Linked DNA regions of Homo sapiens: regions 1, 2 and 3 are each linked to region 4. Evidence: chromatin contacts called from ENCODE Hi-C or POLR2A ChIA-PET data. All regions are on one chromosome and are shown on one strand. The core of a region is the stretch at or near the end of the contact, and the rest is flanking DNA. Distances in the headings are between cores, read along the strand shown. Region 1 overlaps SGMS1 (sphingomyelin synthase 1). Region 2 overlaps SGMS1 (sphingomyelin synthase 1). Region 3 overlaps SGMS1 (sphingomyelin synthase 1). Region 4 overlaps SGMS1 (sphingomyelin synthase 1).

The links. A loop is a pair of places that touch in the nucleus more often than their neighbours do. ChIA-PET counts read pairs that join two places held with the same protein, here RNA polymerase II (POLR2A). Pooled maps may share reads with other maps.
Region 1: a pooled map shows a loop between it and region 4 (3-fold over the local background). The contact joins two enhancer-like sites. A Hi-C loop is called at or near these places in 1 of 168 maps with a recorded cell type or tissue (PC-3), 1 of 37 single-sample maps with no recorded cell type and 7 of 50 pooled maps. POLR2A ChIA-PET finds 5 or more read pairs at or near these places in 1 of 52 experiments (MCF 10A).
Region 2: a map of PC-3 shows a loop between it and region 4 (5-fold over the local background). The contact joins two enhancer-like sites. A Hi-C loop is called at or near these places in 1 of 168 maps with a recorded cell type or tissue (PC-3). POLR2A ChIA-PET finds 5 or more read pairs at or near these places in 3 of 52 experiments (H1, OCI-LY7 and WTC11).
Region 3: a pooled map shows a loop between it and region 4 (2.9-fold over the local background). The contact joins two enhancer-like sites. A Hi-C loop is called at or near these places in 7 of 168 maps with a recorded cell type or tissue (K562, Right ventricle myocardium inferior, aorta and 4 more) and 17 of 50 pooled maps. POLR2A ChIA-PET finds 5 or more read pairs at or near these places in 2 of 52 experiments (activated CD4-positive, alpha-beta T cell and activated naive CD4-positive, alpha-beta T cell).

The regions. Positions count from the first base shown.
Region 1 is chr10:50,509,386-50,513,069 of GRCh38, reverse strand. The region is part of intron 3 of SGMS1 (sphingomyelin synthase 1); the gene reads left to right. Among named protein-coding and RNA genes, the nearest start is that of SGMS1, 110 kb to the left of the region's middle. RefSeq lists an enhancer at 1,546-1,645 and a silencer at 1,827-2,121. Within about 2 kb of position 1,394, at least 5 of the 41 ENCODE cell types and tissues checked have a DNase peak (open chromatin) inside an H3K27ac peak, as active enhancers do; they include PC-3, where a contact is called at or near this core.
Region 2 is chr10:50,469,464-50,472,635 of GRCh38, reverse strand. The region is part of intron 3 of SGMS1 (sphingomyelin synthase 1); the gene reads left to right. Among named protein-coding and RNA genes, the nearest start is that of SGMS1, 150 kb to the left of the region's middle. Within about 2 kb of position 1,704, at least 6 of the 41 ENCODE cell types and tissues checked have a DNase peak (open chromatin) inside an H3K27ac peak, as active enhancers do; they include PC-3, where a contact is called at or near this core.
Region 3 is chr10:50,537,858-50,541,318 of GRCh38, reverse strand. The region is part of intron 2 of SGMS1 (sphingomyelin synthase 1); the gene reads left to right. Among named protein-coding and RNA genes, the nearest start is that of SGMS1, 84 kb to the left of the region's middle. RefSeq lists an enhancer at 2,274-2,483 and a silencer at 2,476-2,770. Within about 2 kb of position 2,103, at least 5 of the 41 ENCODE cell types and tissues checked have a DNase peak (open chromatin) inside an H3K27ac peak, as active enhancers do.
Region 4 is chr10:50,324,178-50,327,512 of GRCh38, reverse strand. It overlaps SGMS1 (sphingomyelin synthase 1), which reads left to right. Exons shown (of 11, transcript NM_147156.4): 8 at 191-308. Among named protein-coding and RNA genes, the nearest start is that of ASAH2, 74 kb to the right of the region's middle. Within about 2 kb of position 1,957, at least 16 of the 41 ENCODE cell types and tissues checked have a DNase peak (open chromatin) inside an H3K27ac peak, as active enhancers do; they include PC-3, where a contact is called at or near this core.

The sequences.
Region 1 (3,684 bases), core at 145-2,644, 190 kb before region 4:
TAATGGTAGCATTTGTTACCCACATGAGGCATACTACAAAAATTACAAGTGAAACTTGTGGAAGGATGTCCCTACTTCATTTTGTGGTGTATTTCAGCCCTCTATCTGGGAGCTCTCAGGGCTAGCTGTCTTCAAGACTTGTAGTGGGTAAGTGTGGCTGGCTGCAGGGTCCCCCATCTCCTTTCCATAGTCCATGTGTTACCCCGGGTACTGCAAGGTGGCAAAGGCCAAGGTGCTGGTTAAGAGGAAGTCCTGCTGAAAAACCAGTGGTTTTGGAAATATGAGCTGGAATAATTTTCTGATAGTTTTAAATTTATGTTGTAAAACAGTGTTTGATTTGGGAGTTCTTGCGTTTACTAATCACTAAACCATTTCTACATGTGGAAGCTCAATTAATGCAGGGCCAAGAACAGTGTCTTTTTTTCCCATAAACTCTTGGGCAGCCTGCGAACTTCCTCATAGCTGGATCAGAAGGCATTGCAGGATAGGACCCAGCCCTCATGGACTGGCAAACCCAGGTCATTGCCTTGTGCACAGAGGGACTCCAGAGGGTTTTGGAACTGGTATGTGAGTTGACGTCCTTGATCTCATTTCTTATTAATTTCCTAGCTGACTTCCATAGCAGCTGTTGCAAATACTTGCTTCTTTTTGAGCTCCTGGTCTCCCATAGCCCTGCTCTTGGCAAATGTCCATATAAACAAAGTCATGAAGACAGAGAGAGAGCCCTTTCTCTCTCTCCTTTCTGCTTCAGGGTATGTCTGGTTTTTTTTCTCTGACAGGTGCTAGCTTGGTTCTGAGTGCTATCATGTATGGAGAAGTCTTGTTTCCTACTCCCTCACACCATCTCCTTCTGTCCTGCGTCTGCCCTCTCTCAGGTGCCCAAGTACCCTGTTGCCATATTCAGCTACTCTGTGGTATGCTTCTTGAACCGGATAGCCTTCCCCATGCCTTTGATTGGTATCTTTCCTATTATGACCCATCTGTTTCACAATCCACTCCCTCAAAGCCCTACTATGGACATTGTAATCTGAAATCATACCTTGTATGTGAACATTCACTGAATGTTTATTGACATCTACTGTGTGCGTGGGAGCTGAGGGTACAGATGCCAGGAGATACGGAGATGAGTCAGACTTCTGAGATTATTAGTATAGAATGGAGAGAGAGACATGGGACAAATAGCATTAGAGATTAATGACAAAATTATGTACAGGTTAGAAGGGAAGAGGGGCAGTTTACCTTGAAGAATTTTATAAGTGTGGATCCCTCAGACAAGAGGAGAGGGTCATGCCAGAGCCAAAAGCCAGTGATGGATTACTGTGTCCCCACTTTCTGATAAGATTTCATTGTGACTCATCTAGAGCAGAGGGAGACCTCTGTAACTACAAGATCTCTAGTAGTAGCGTTTGGCTCACTGTGGCAGGTGGTTGCAAAGAACCTTTTAAGGCAGAAATAGGCCTATGGGTGTCCTAAGGTAACATCACATGGATAATTGCCAACTCTGTATATCTTTTGGGCTGGACTCTGACTTAAGGAGAAGTTAAGAAGTCTTCAGTGAATTTCTTAAGCCCTGAGCATCTTTGTATTCTGCTTTAAGAACTTGTTGGTTTCTGTGTTTCATACTCAATGGCTCTGGCACTTGGATGACCTGGTCCCACAGAAGGCCTTGAATACTGAGTCTGAGGATGGGGCTTGCTTACAAGGACCTTCCTCACTGTCTTAACCAGATTGTGTTTTAACCTTTCATCTCACTTTTTACTTTTCATTCATGGATAGTGTCTGTCACTGTGTGTGTGTGTGTGTGTGTGTGTGTGTGTGTGTATGAATGAGTGAATGAATATTTCTCACACTCTAAATTCTTTTAAAGGCAGGAAGTACTGTTCTCTTGTTTGCTATTTTATCCACTCTGCCTCTACTGGGTCTGGCATATAATAAACAAAGAGTGAACAGGACAAACACCCATTCTGAAAAGTGAACTTCTCTGGCAATTGTGGTTTGTACATACCAGCTGGAGCATAGACAATTGGCTTTTTAATGTGGTAAGGGAAAAGGTCAAAAGAAAGTCCTCATCATTTACCAAAGTGCTTCCAGCAGATGATGTTTATAATCCCAAAAGGGTCTTTTCAATACATAATGTGCTTTGATGGAACAGATTTATATCCCGATTGTGGAAATTGTTATATAAATCTATATATGAGATAAAGTTTTATAGAATTGTATGTAAAAAAACCCAAACAAACAACAAAGAACATGTAAAAACTAGTGAAATCTGAACGTGGGCTGTAGTTTATTAATAGTAATAGTATTGTACCCAGTGTCAAGTTTGTGCTTTGATAATTGTATAGTTATTACGTAAGATATGGGGAGAAGCTGGGTGAAGGATACACAGGAACATTCTACAATGTTTGTATCTTCTATGTGAGTCTAGAGTTATTTCAAAATCAAAAGTAAAAAAAAAACACAGAGATACCACTACACATCTATTAAAATAAGTAAGAAGCAAACAAACAAAACAAAAACAGATAATACCAAGTACTGACAAAGATACAGAGCAACTAGAACTCTCCTACATTGCTGGTGAGAGTCTGAGAAGATATAGCCACTTTGGAAAATAGGTGGTGTTTACAAAGTTAAACATATACCATATAAGCGAGTAGTTTCACTCTTAAGTATTTATCCAAGAGAATTGAAAACCTCTATTCACACAAAAACCTGTAGGCTAATACTTCTAACAGCTTTATTCATAACTGCTAAAACTGGAAAAAATGTAATTGTCCTTCAACTAGTGAATGGATAAACAAACTGGTATGCCTATTAATGGAATACTGTTCATCAATAAGAAAGAACAACACAACTATTTGGCTGAATCTCAAACGCATTATGTTATGTGAAAGGAGCCAAACTCAAAAGAATCCATACTTTATGATTCAATTTAAATGACATTCTGGAAAAGGCAAGAGTATAGGGTTAGAAAATAGATCATGACTGCCAGGAGCATGTGATGGGGGAGAAGATTGACTACAAAGGGCATAGGGAAATTTTTGAGATAAATGAAATGTTCTATATCTTGATTGTGGTGGTGATTACATGACTGTGTGTGTTTGTCAAAACTCATTGAACTGTACACTTAAAAGATTGGATTACTGCATGCAAATTATACCTTATTAAGTCTGACTTTAAAATAAAAACACCACCAACAAAAATAAATAATTGATGATGCACTTTGGCTTAAATACCATCAAAGGATCATTTTGTTAGCTACTTGGATAAGGATTTGTTAAGTCATTAGTTATACAGAATGCCTCATTCAAATACAAAGGTGCAGCCCTTTCAGTACTCTGGCTTCTAATTGGGTGATGGAAATAGCTATTACTATAGAGGTGGATGCTCTAATGATCTTTGTTAAACAGAATGCTGCTGGAAGGTTAAAACAAAAGCTGCTGATTCTAGCGTTAGTGGAGATAGTGTTTAGTATACAATGTGCAGTCAAATTTCACTCTATCACCTCTCCTGATTCCTTTGCCATTAAAATATTCATCACTAGAGAAGAGTTGACTTTTCAGATCCGTTTTAATCTCAGCCATAACAAATGCACTGTGATATATATATGTGTATGTATATTTTCCTAGAATGGCTTATCAAATGTCTTACTGGAAAAACCAACATGTTTGATTTGGTGGGAGG
Region 2 (3,172 bases), core at 455-2,954, 150 kb before region 4:
TGTTTATTGTGTCCTTATTCACAATAGCTCAGATATGGAAACAACCTAGGAGTCCATTATCAGATGAATGGATAAAGAAAATATGGCATATACACACTATGCAATACTATTCACCCTTTAAAAAGTAGGGGCAGGATAGAGATAATTCTGTCATTTGCAACAACATGGATGAACCTGGAGGACATTATGTTACTGCATGATCTCACATATATGTAGATTCTTGAAAAGTCAAACTCATAGAAGTAGAGGGTAGAATGGTGGTTACCAGAGGCTGGGATGTTTAAAGGGGAGAAGGGGATGGAGAGATAAATTGGAGGAATAAGTTCAAGAAATCTACTGTAAGGAATGATGACTGTAATATTAATAAATAATGCATCATAGATTTCAAAATTGCTATAAGAATAGGTTTTACATGTTTTCACTATAAAAAATAAGTATGTGAGGTGATAGATGTGTTAGCCTGATTTAATCTTTCCACATTGTAAACATATATCAAAATACATCACATTATACTCCATAAATATATACAATTATCTGTCAAATAAAAAGAAAATTAAAAAAGAAAATAATGAATAAATATAGAAAGTAAAGGTGGTCTTGACAATAACTGAGAAGAATGATTTGATTTAATTGGTAACACAAATATAATATGATTTTACTGGGTGCGAACCAATGTCTGTCTTATGTACTGAGAACTCATTAAGCACAGAGATAATGTGGCTCTTGCCCGCGAAGAAGCTAGGATTAAATAATGTAGAAGATTATTTTGGTATATCTGTGGGTAAGGATTTAAAAACAAACAAAACTGCTCTCATTTTGTTTGGTTTTAGTAATGCTCTACTGGAGGCAGGGCATTACTGATGTGGCCCTTGATAACAAGTCCTGTGATGTTAGGAAATTATTTCTTCAATTTGTGAATTTCTCAGTGAGAGTTCTAGGAACCTCAGATACTGCTGGGCAACCTGCAAAGGCTAAAACAGGGATTGAGATTTGTATTTGGGGAGGGAGGCATAATTTGAAGATTTAATTTGAATAAAGTCTTTGTGTTTAAAAGATCCTTTTTTATATCTCATACACACTAATTCCACCAGTAAACCAGGAAAAGTGTTTGCGTCTCATAGACTTGTTTCAAAGATTCAAATGAGTTACCTAAAAATTTAGAATTGTGTCTGGCCCCTACCATGGAAGTGGTTGTGTTGGTTGATGTTGTGCTTTAGCTCGGTGTTATGACTCCCTGGTACCACATAGAAATGTAAATACTGATTTACGTGGTTTTTTTCTCCTTGCTAAACTGAGCTCCTTCAGGGAAGCTGCTCTTTCATCTCTATATAATCCCACCTTCATGCTCAATAAATGTTTGCCGAATGAAGGGATAAAGTACCTCTTCTTTTCTGCAGCATTAAGCAAAGGCACTTGGTCACTCTTTCTGGGAAGGTGAGAGGAGATGTTGTTTGTTTTGAGGTCATGCTTAAAACTGGTTTAGTTTCCAGTCTTTTACCAGTTTTGCTTTGTTCCCATGAACCTATCTCACCATTGCCTGGAGCATAGTTGCTTTCACTCTTTATCATCTTTTTTTAGTAACTACTTCCTTAAGGGCATGTGGTATATTTCTTGGGAATTTTTATGCCTCATTAAATCCCTGATTCAGCTCCCACATTTTTAGTAGATTGCAATGTGTAAGTCTGTTCTTTCCTTCTAGGTGAACCTGTTATTCTAAACTCCTCTATGCAAATGCGTTTTACAGGAAAAGGGAAACCGGTTTGAGAGGCCAGTTTGGAAGTTGCTGAACTCCCAGGGTAGTTAATGGATGGTCTTTTTTATTTTTTGTTTTCTCTTACATCTCAGCCAGCAGTTTTGAGAGAGGAGCTCTGTAACTTGCCCAAGACAATCATGCTTGGCTGTAAATTGAGGCAAAATTTGAGGAAGGGCTTTACCCTTTGCATTACTCTTTTAATCTAGAAAAGGTAAGAATATAGTGTAGTGAAGGGAAGATTAAGTCTTTCCTTAAGTGTAGTGGAAAGTCCTCCCTTGTGAAGAGAGCTACCAGTGATACCAGCTGCTGGCAGGAAGAAGCTTTGAGGGTGACTGCAGCAAGAGACTTGCAACCTTCAGTCACCAAAGCTAGAGACCATGCCTGGGGCTTTTTGACAGCAGCAGGATCCTGTGTGAGAGAGAGTAAAGGTTCTCCTCCAAGCAGAAGAAAGGAAGAAAAGGTTCAGTTAAACTCTGTTTATTGAAAGTTAGATATTAAAGGAAGAAAACACTAACATTGTATAAAGGAAGAAAACACAAACTTTCTACTTTAGATTTTGTATTCTCTTAAGCCAGGCTCTAATTTGCAAAACATGCTGTTTACAAGTAAGAATGAGAAAGTTTTCAGTACTTTTTACTACTCTAATAAAATGCAGTTTTAATGGAGTGCTCTTCCTGGTCTCTCTATATTATTTATTTCTTATTACACACCATCTTTCCCCTGAGAATTGACTACTGAACTCTAATAATAGGGTGTGGGACAGGGCTGCCAAAAACGAAGCATGCCTGCTGCAATTTCCACATCGTGTGTCCATAGCAGACAATGGCAGTTGATTTGGGCACTGTCTTTCGGTGTTGCTTCAGGAAACCACTGCCTGTTGATCAATCAGATTGGCCCCAGAATGAAACCACTGCCCCCCACAATCTAAGAGGAAGTAATAAGTTTTAAAAGGGTTGGCCCTATAAATGTAAACTTGTAAAGTGGGAGCTTGCCAATGCCTTGCAGAATTTTGTGAACTTTAATCTTTTCTTTCCACAACCTTGGTTCATATGCCCATTCCTTTTTACCCTCTGAACCTTCTCTTACTCCAGTGTGTTTTCCTTGAGAGGAAGTCACCAGTAGTAAACACATAGGAGTTCGAGTATTGCTATACCAGAATTATTGAATAGGGGAAGAGTACCTTATTCTGTACCACACTCCCCCCACCACCAGTATTCTGAATGTCATTAGGTTAATGTCTACAAAGACTCATGCCGTACTTTGCTCCATCCTAAATTGAAAGTTTAGAGCCACAGCCTTTTAAGTATAATTTGGGTAATTTTTTTCCTTAGATGATTTGCTGTGTATGGCATGCATTGTTAACTTGCTTACTCATAGAGTCCCAGAAAGAACTTTTTGCATTGTATCTTCATGGCATAT
Region 3 (3,461 bases), core at 854-3,353, 210 kb before region 4:
GTAAAAAGTTGCAGTAAGTGCTATAATTTAGAAAACCAGAGACTTACATGGTAACATCTCTACTGGATTAAGTCTTCATGAGTATAACAGCATAAGTATTATAAAACTTAACTAGAATCGGAAAATAGAAGATAAAGAATTAGTGTTTTGTTTGGATCTTACCTTTTTCTGTGCCTGAAACCCCCACATTTTCAAAAGTCCTTTCCCAAGGTCTCCAACGCTGGTTGGTCCTGTTGCCTTGTGGAGTTTCTAATTGAATGTATCTGAAGCACTTCAATCAGAGCTGAATCTTGGTCTTCCATGCTGTCATCCCCTGTATTCTTTCCCAAACCAAGTTTCTGTTGATTCTGCCTCCAAAAAGTATCTCAAATCCACCCTCCTGGTCCAGTCACCTGGGTGACTGCAGTTGCTATTCATACTCACTGTGACTCTTTTCCACCCTCTTTATGAAATGGAAATCTGGTAATTCACCTCCTTCCCCTAAAAGCCAAAACAAAAAACAAACAAACCTGCAGGACTCAACTTTTCCATGACTTCCCATGATCTTAAGTTGAAATCATAATTTCATAACCTTAGTGACTCGCATGACCTGGCAGTTGCCCACTAATCCCCAGCCCTCCGTGTTCCCCCTCTTCAATCCAGTCATGGTGGCTTAGTTTTGGTTTCTCTGAGATAGCATTCACTTCCACTTTCCTCTCTCTTTTTTCAAATTGTTGACTTTAATTATTTCTTTAGTTCCCCCTTAAATCTCATTTTGTCAGAGAAAGCCTTAGGTTAGAAACCACCTTATTGCATGACATTGACCCCCTTGATAGCAGTCTGTTGGTATATGTCTAGTGGCTGGCATATAGTGGATGCTTATTCATATTTGTTGAGTGAAAGAATGAGAGTAGTGGTAATTGTGAGTATTTTAAGTGCTGCTAAATACTCTGAGAGTTGGCATATCTAGCATGAGGTGTGGCACAGATGCCACCATTTTTTTTTACCTGCCAGACGAGCCAGTCTATTTATTACTAATTTATCACCACATCCTTCCCCTGGGCTGGCTTTCTTAGTACTCTACTGGTCTGTGTGAATTGGCATGTGGCATGAAACCTATTTGACATTTCTAATCTAGCAGAAAATGTCATCACCTTCTGGATGTTTAGGTCCTTGTATTGACCTTTAAACATGTTGCATAAACTTTTCATGCCTTAATTTTCATGCCAGTCTAATACAGGTCATCAGATTGTAAGATAAGATAATTCTTTCATGAAGATTAAGTAAGAAATACTGAAAAATTAGTAGAGCATATTCAAATATAAGGTTGTATAATTACATTCAGTATGCTTTGACATAAATAATCATTTTCTGTTTAGCCACTCTCTTATGCAGACTAAAATGTAAATTTTATATACACATAAATTAAACTTTCAGTTGCATAGGCTTATCATGTCTATATATGAGCCTTACAGCAGGGACTCTAATTTTCTTTCATAATTAAGTTGATTTCTTGTTTCCATTGGACTTTTACTTAATGTTTATTTTGCTAGTGAAAGATCCATTTCAAGGAGATAGAATATAAAACATCAAGAAGAAGATGCTCATTTTAAATTCAGTTTACTATCATTCTGTGGCAGTGTTTCACAAAGCATACCCATGGATCACCTGTATCAGAAACATGTGGGGATGGTTAATTTGCAGGTTCATGCCCCCACAACTTACTGAATCAGAATTTGAGAGGCCCAGAAAACTGCATTTTAAAGTGATCACTTTGTACTTTAAATAAGCTCCATAAGTTTGAGAATCAGGTCCCATATAATACTTAGTGTATACTGTGTCATTAATAAATTTCGAACAGGATCCATAAAAGATGGCTCATTCACCGACCTTTTCAGTCTCACCTGAGCATATAGATGTTATCAGAAAACATATCAATGCCAACACTATACAATAAAAGGTGATGATATTGATTGTGACTAAGGTTGAAAACAGTCTATGACCTTATTCAACTGGAGCACAGAGGATCAACAAGGGGCATTGTTCCTAGATGGCTAAAACACACTGGCCTTCCGGGAACAATGGCCCTTTGACCACAGCTGACACAGGCGGGAAGGAACTAGACAGGGGTCAGATCTCCTCAGTCCAGCAGTGAATGGGTGGGGCCTATGGTTGAGTCCTCTGGAGAAGCCCGGCAGGGGAAGGCCAGCAGTGCCCTTCATGCTCACCAGGGCTGTCACTGTTCTGCCCTCCCTGGATGCCCACATGGCAAGAACGCTTGCCCTGAGCAGGAGGACAGGAACAATACCTGTGTTTTAAAAGTTGGCATTGCCAAGTGTGTAGGATGTGCTGCTCACCGAGTTCGGTGGTTTCCTTGTATTAGTTCATGTAATCAGCTTAAGTAGGGGAAATCCAGGGTGTTGATGAGAAGGCATTTCATGGCAGACTTTAACCCTGGACTGGATTCTGGGGAAGGTTACAAGTCTCCATCTCCTGTTCTTATCAAAACTTGCTCTACTCTTTTGGATCGCCTTTGACCACTTAATGATACTTACAGCTTTTATCTCACAGTTCCACCTCCAGATCAGTATTGTTTTCTGTCATTTCCTGAATGTGAATTCCATCCCACTAAGTAGACACAGAAGTTGTCAGTGGGGAATGGTGTCATCCCTCTCCTCTGGTGTTTTGAAATGTGTGGGAACATTTTCAGTGGTCATGATGATGAGGGGTGTGTATATCAGGATTTAATGTCCTGAGGGTGTGGGATGCTAAATACCTTTCAGTAGTTGGGAGTGGGAGGGTCCCACTTAATGAAGGATTGTCCTGTCCAGAATGCTGAAGGCACCCCTGATAAGCTATCTCTTTTTTTTTTTTTTTTTTTTGAGATGGAGTCTCACTCAGTAGCCCAGGCTGTAGTACAGTGGCATGATCTTGGCTCACTGCAAGCTCCGCCTCCCGGGTTCATGCCATTGTCCTGCCTCAGCCTCCTGAGTAGCTGGGACTACAGGCACCCACCACCACGCCCGGCTAATTTTTTTGTATTTTTAGTAGAGACGGGGTTTCACCATGTTAGCCATGATGGTCTCGATCTCCTGAGCTCATGATCTGCCTGCCTCGGCCTCCCAAAGTGCTGGGATTACAGGTGTGAGCCCACCCACCCACCCCTGATAAGCTCTTTGGTTTTATCTGCATCTTATCCAGCACCTTATTATTATTTGTTTAATCTCTGTATTTCCAGAGCAGGATCTCACTCTGTTGCCCAGGCTGGAGTGCCGTGGCATAATCATAGCTCACTGTAACTTTGAATAGCTGGGCTCAAGCAAGCCTCCTGCCCCAGCCTCCTGAGTAGCAGTGCCTTCTTGAGAACTGACCAAACATTTAATATGTAATGGGATTCATATGGCTTAATAGATGCAGTTTGAGCTTAGTTACTTGTAGGGTAAATAAGCAAATGGTTGAAGCCATCTTCTTGGATGGCTTTT
Region 4 (3,335 bases), core at 708-3,207:
AAAAAGCACCACACAACGTTATTCTCAAAATCTTTGTCTTAATCTGGTATTAGCCATAGTTACAACATTCTGGTTTCAAGTTCTCAAGTAGTTTTTGGGGTTTGTTTTTATTGAGTCATTGAAAAATTACAGTAAATGAACCTACAGAATTTCTTGACTGAGAATCTGCCCTGTTTTTCCCTTTTTCTAGGTCTATTATTAGCAGAAGATTTTTCTGCATAGTTGGCACGCTGTACCTGTATCGGTGTATTACAATGTATGTAACTACACTCCCAGTACCTGGTATGCATTTCAACTGTTCTCCGAAGGTAAACTATTCCTCGCTGTAATTTCGCTTTCTGTTTGTTTCTTGTCTTGCCCTGGGGTCCTTTGAGTGAGGTTGCAGGAAAACGTTTCTTCAGAATACAGTGGAGTCACTCCTCTATCTGAGAATGTTACTAAATGATATGGCCAGGCAGCCCCACCCTTCCCAGAATCTCTAAGCCCTGCCAGTGCCTCCCAACTGGGGAAATGTGTGTTGGAAGCAGTTAAGCTTTGTGTAGTTCTTTGGTTTCCTGCCAAATTGTTAAAATATCATTCATTTCTTTGACACGCATCCAGAAGCTTTTATATGCTTCCTCTCCCTCGGAGGGAGAGCTCGATTTCAAGTGACATTTTTTCCATTTTCCTTCTTTCTATTAATCCCTACAGCAGAGCCAGGAAGAGAAAGTATTCCTATTTCCTTGCAGTCCTCAACCAAGCCAAATAAGATCACTGTTCTCTGGGGTAATATATTGCCTTATTGATTTTCTCTAGTAACAAAGAAGTCTTTTTAAAAATAAACTTTATTCCTCTCTTATTGTCTCTACCTTTCCATCAGATTCAAATGACACTCTTCACCTCCTAACCTTTACCTTGGAAGAATTTTTAACTAGGGTGATCGTTGGAACTCTGTGAAATAATTAGCAGATTTTATTGTTAAAATATTTATGTACATTAAAGCTCTTTAATGAATTTTTAAAAGAGGCTAATTTCTCTCCTTGATTTTTGGTGGGAGAAAATATAGTATACTCTGATGTATTTGAGATCATTTCTTTGCATTATACCTGTGTGGGTGAAACAGCCAAACACTTTCAGTCTCATTGCTTTGTACTTTTGTTCCTCCAGAAGAGATGTTCTCTTTGATAGAATCTTTGGAAAGAGAGCTGAAAAATTCACTCTGGATTTTTAATTTGATCATATGAAATTTTGGATCTCTTTAATTTGTATGTCTCCTGTGGCTCTTTTCTTTGCTAAACTTACATATGTGCCTACAGAGATAGCTCATTTCTTACTTAACTTTTTGCTTTTTTTAATTTTTTAATTTTTTTAATTTTTTTTATTTTTTGCTACACACTACTTCCTTACCTCTGGAAGAGCTGTCATACAAAAGCAATGTTCTCAACATTCCACTCTTCTCTATCAGCCATCCTGCCTCCCTGCACTCTCCTTCTTGCAGTTTCTTTCGCCCTTCCAAAGAAGCCAGCTTCACATCGTTTTTATTGTCTGTAAAAGCTCTCAAGCACTCACCTGTAGCTCCTGGGTTATAGGGAATATCTTGTTGTCATTGAAAATCCAAGGATATGGACTCTTGCTGGGAGCCTGGCTTGATAAGCAGCATGTTCTCAGCAGTAAACTGACAGTTTAGGATATTCACCTAAGTTTAATTCAGCTCCTTAAAAAAGTCTGTGCATTGGGAAATTTTGCTACCAAGGGGTAGGTAGATGTAGGTTCTGGCCAAGCACATGTTGAAGATGGATCCAGTATTGAGGGGCCGTACCATGTAGCCTTTCTCCCTACTCTGGTTCTAAACTTGTTTCTTCTTGAGGACTACTGTAGCTCCGCCAGTTGCTGGCAAGCCCATACTTGGTGAGCCATTGGTTCTTACATAGTCAGCTTGAGTCATCAACATATCTAACCAAAATTCTTTGCCTAAGAATAGCTTGTGGGTTTTCTTCGTAAACACAGAAGTAGCAGCAGGAACTGTTCACAAAAGCCAAACTCAAACGTGTTGCTCATTTATTGTGTTGCCAGAAATCCCAACTAGGGCCCTCATTCTATGAGGATCTTCTGGAAACTAGAATCTTAAACAGTAGGAGGTGAAATATTAGCACACCTTAGAAAAAAATACTAGTTAAAACTCATTAAATCTAATTACTACAAAATCTAATTTTGTAGAATAAGACTCTTGGAAGAAAGGATTTAGAATACACTTTTTTATTCTGAAAACTTTCACATGTATCCCAACTGCTATAAGGAACTCCCATAAACCCAACACTCAGATTCAATAATTATCAAGATTTGCAACATTTGTTTCCTTTCTTTTTTCTTTTTGAAGTATTTAAAACAACTCCCAGGTAACGTCATTTCACCTCCACATACTTTAGTACGCATCTAAAAACTGTGAACATTTTAGTACAAAACCATAATGCTATTGGTGTTCAACAAAATTAATAGTAATTCTGTGATATCAGCAATTACAAGTTGATGCGATATCCTGATTGTCTTAAAATGCTTTTCCTTTTTTTACAGTTGGTTTGTATAAATTAGGGTCCAAAATCTTTATATTACATTTACTTGTTCTGTCTTTTAAGTCTATAATTCTAAAGCAGTCCTTTCTTCCTTTCACCCCTCTACCAGTAGCCTGTAGACATTAGATTAATAGTCCTACAGAATATCCCACTTTCTGGATTTATCCATTTGTTTCTTTGTGGTGTCAAGTGACTTGTGTCGCTCTATGTTTCCTCTGAATAGAAAGTTGGCTCTGCAGACTTAATTAGATTCAATTTTAGCTTGTTAACAGAATATTTGCCAGGTGGAATAGAAAGACTTCTGAAGCTAGGCACAAGAGTTGGGAAAGGCTTCGAAGGCTTGGTGCTGCCTCTTGGATGGCAGATCAAGCTTAAGAAATTCAGTGGTCAGGCAAGGGCTAGAATCCTCCACTGAGAACGAGTATCTGAAGACAGAAAAGGGTGACACTGGAGAGAAGCCTCAGAGGACAGCTTTGCCTACTTTAGAATCATACCTAGGGCTAAGGGAATCAGAAGTGAGAGGAACCTTATTAAAAGTCACTCAGGCCAAAGTTCTATTTGATGTCTGAACATCATCGCCACTGAATCTTCCATCTCTCTCTGAACCATTGTACAGAGAGGGAACTTAATTGCCCCTGTAAAAATACAAACTTACCTAATAGTAAAAAGAACACTAAAGTTAAGGTTAAGACAGTCTTACACAACCACTTACTAGCATTGGGCAAGTCATTTAACTTTTCAGAGCCTCAGTTCCCTCCCTAAATGGCAAAGCAGAGCTAATGATGC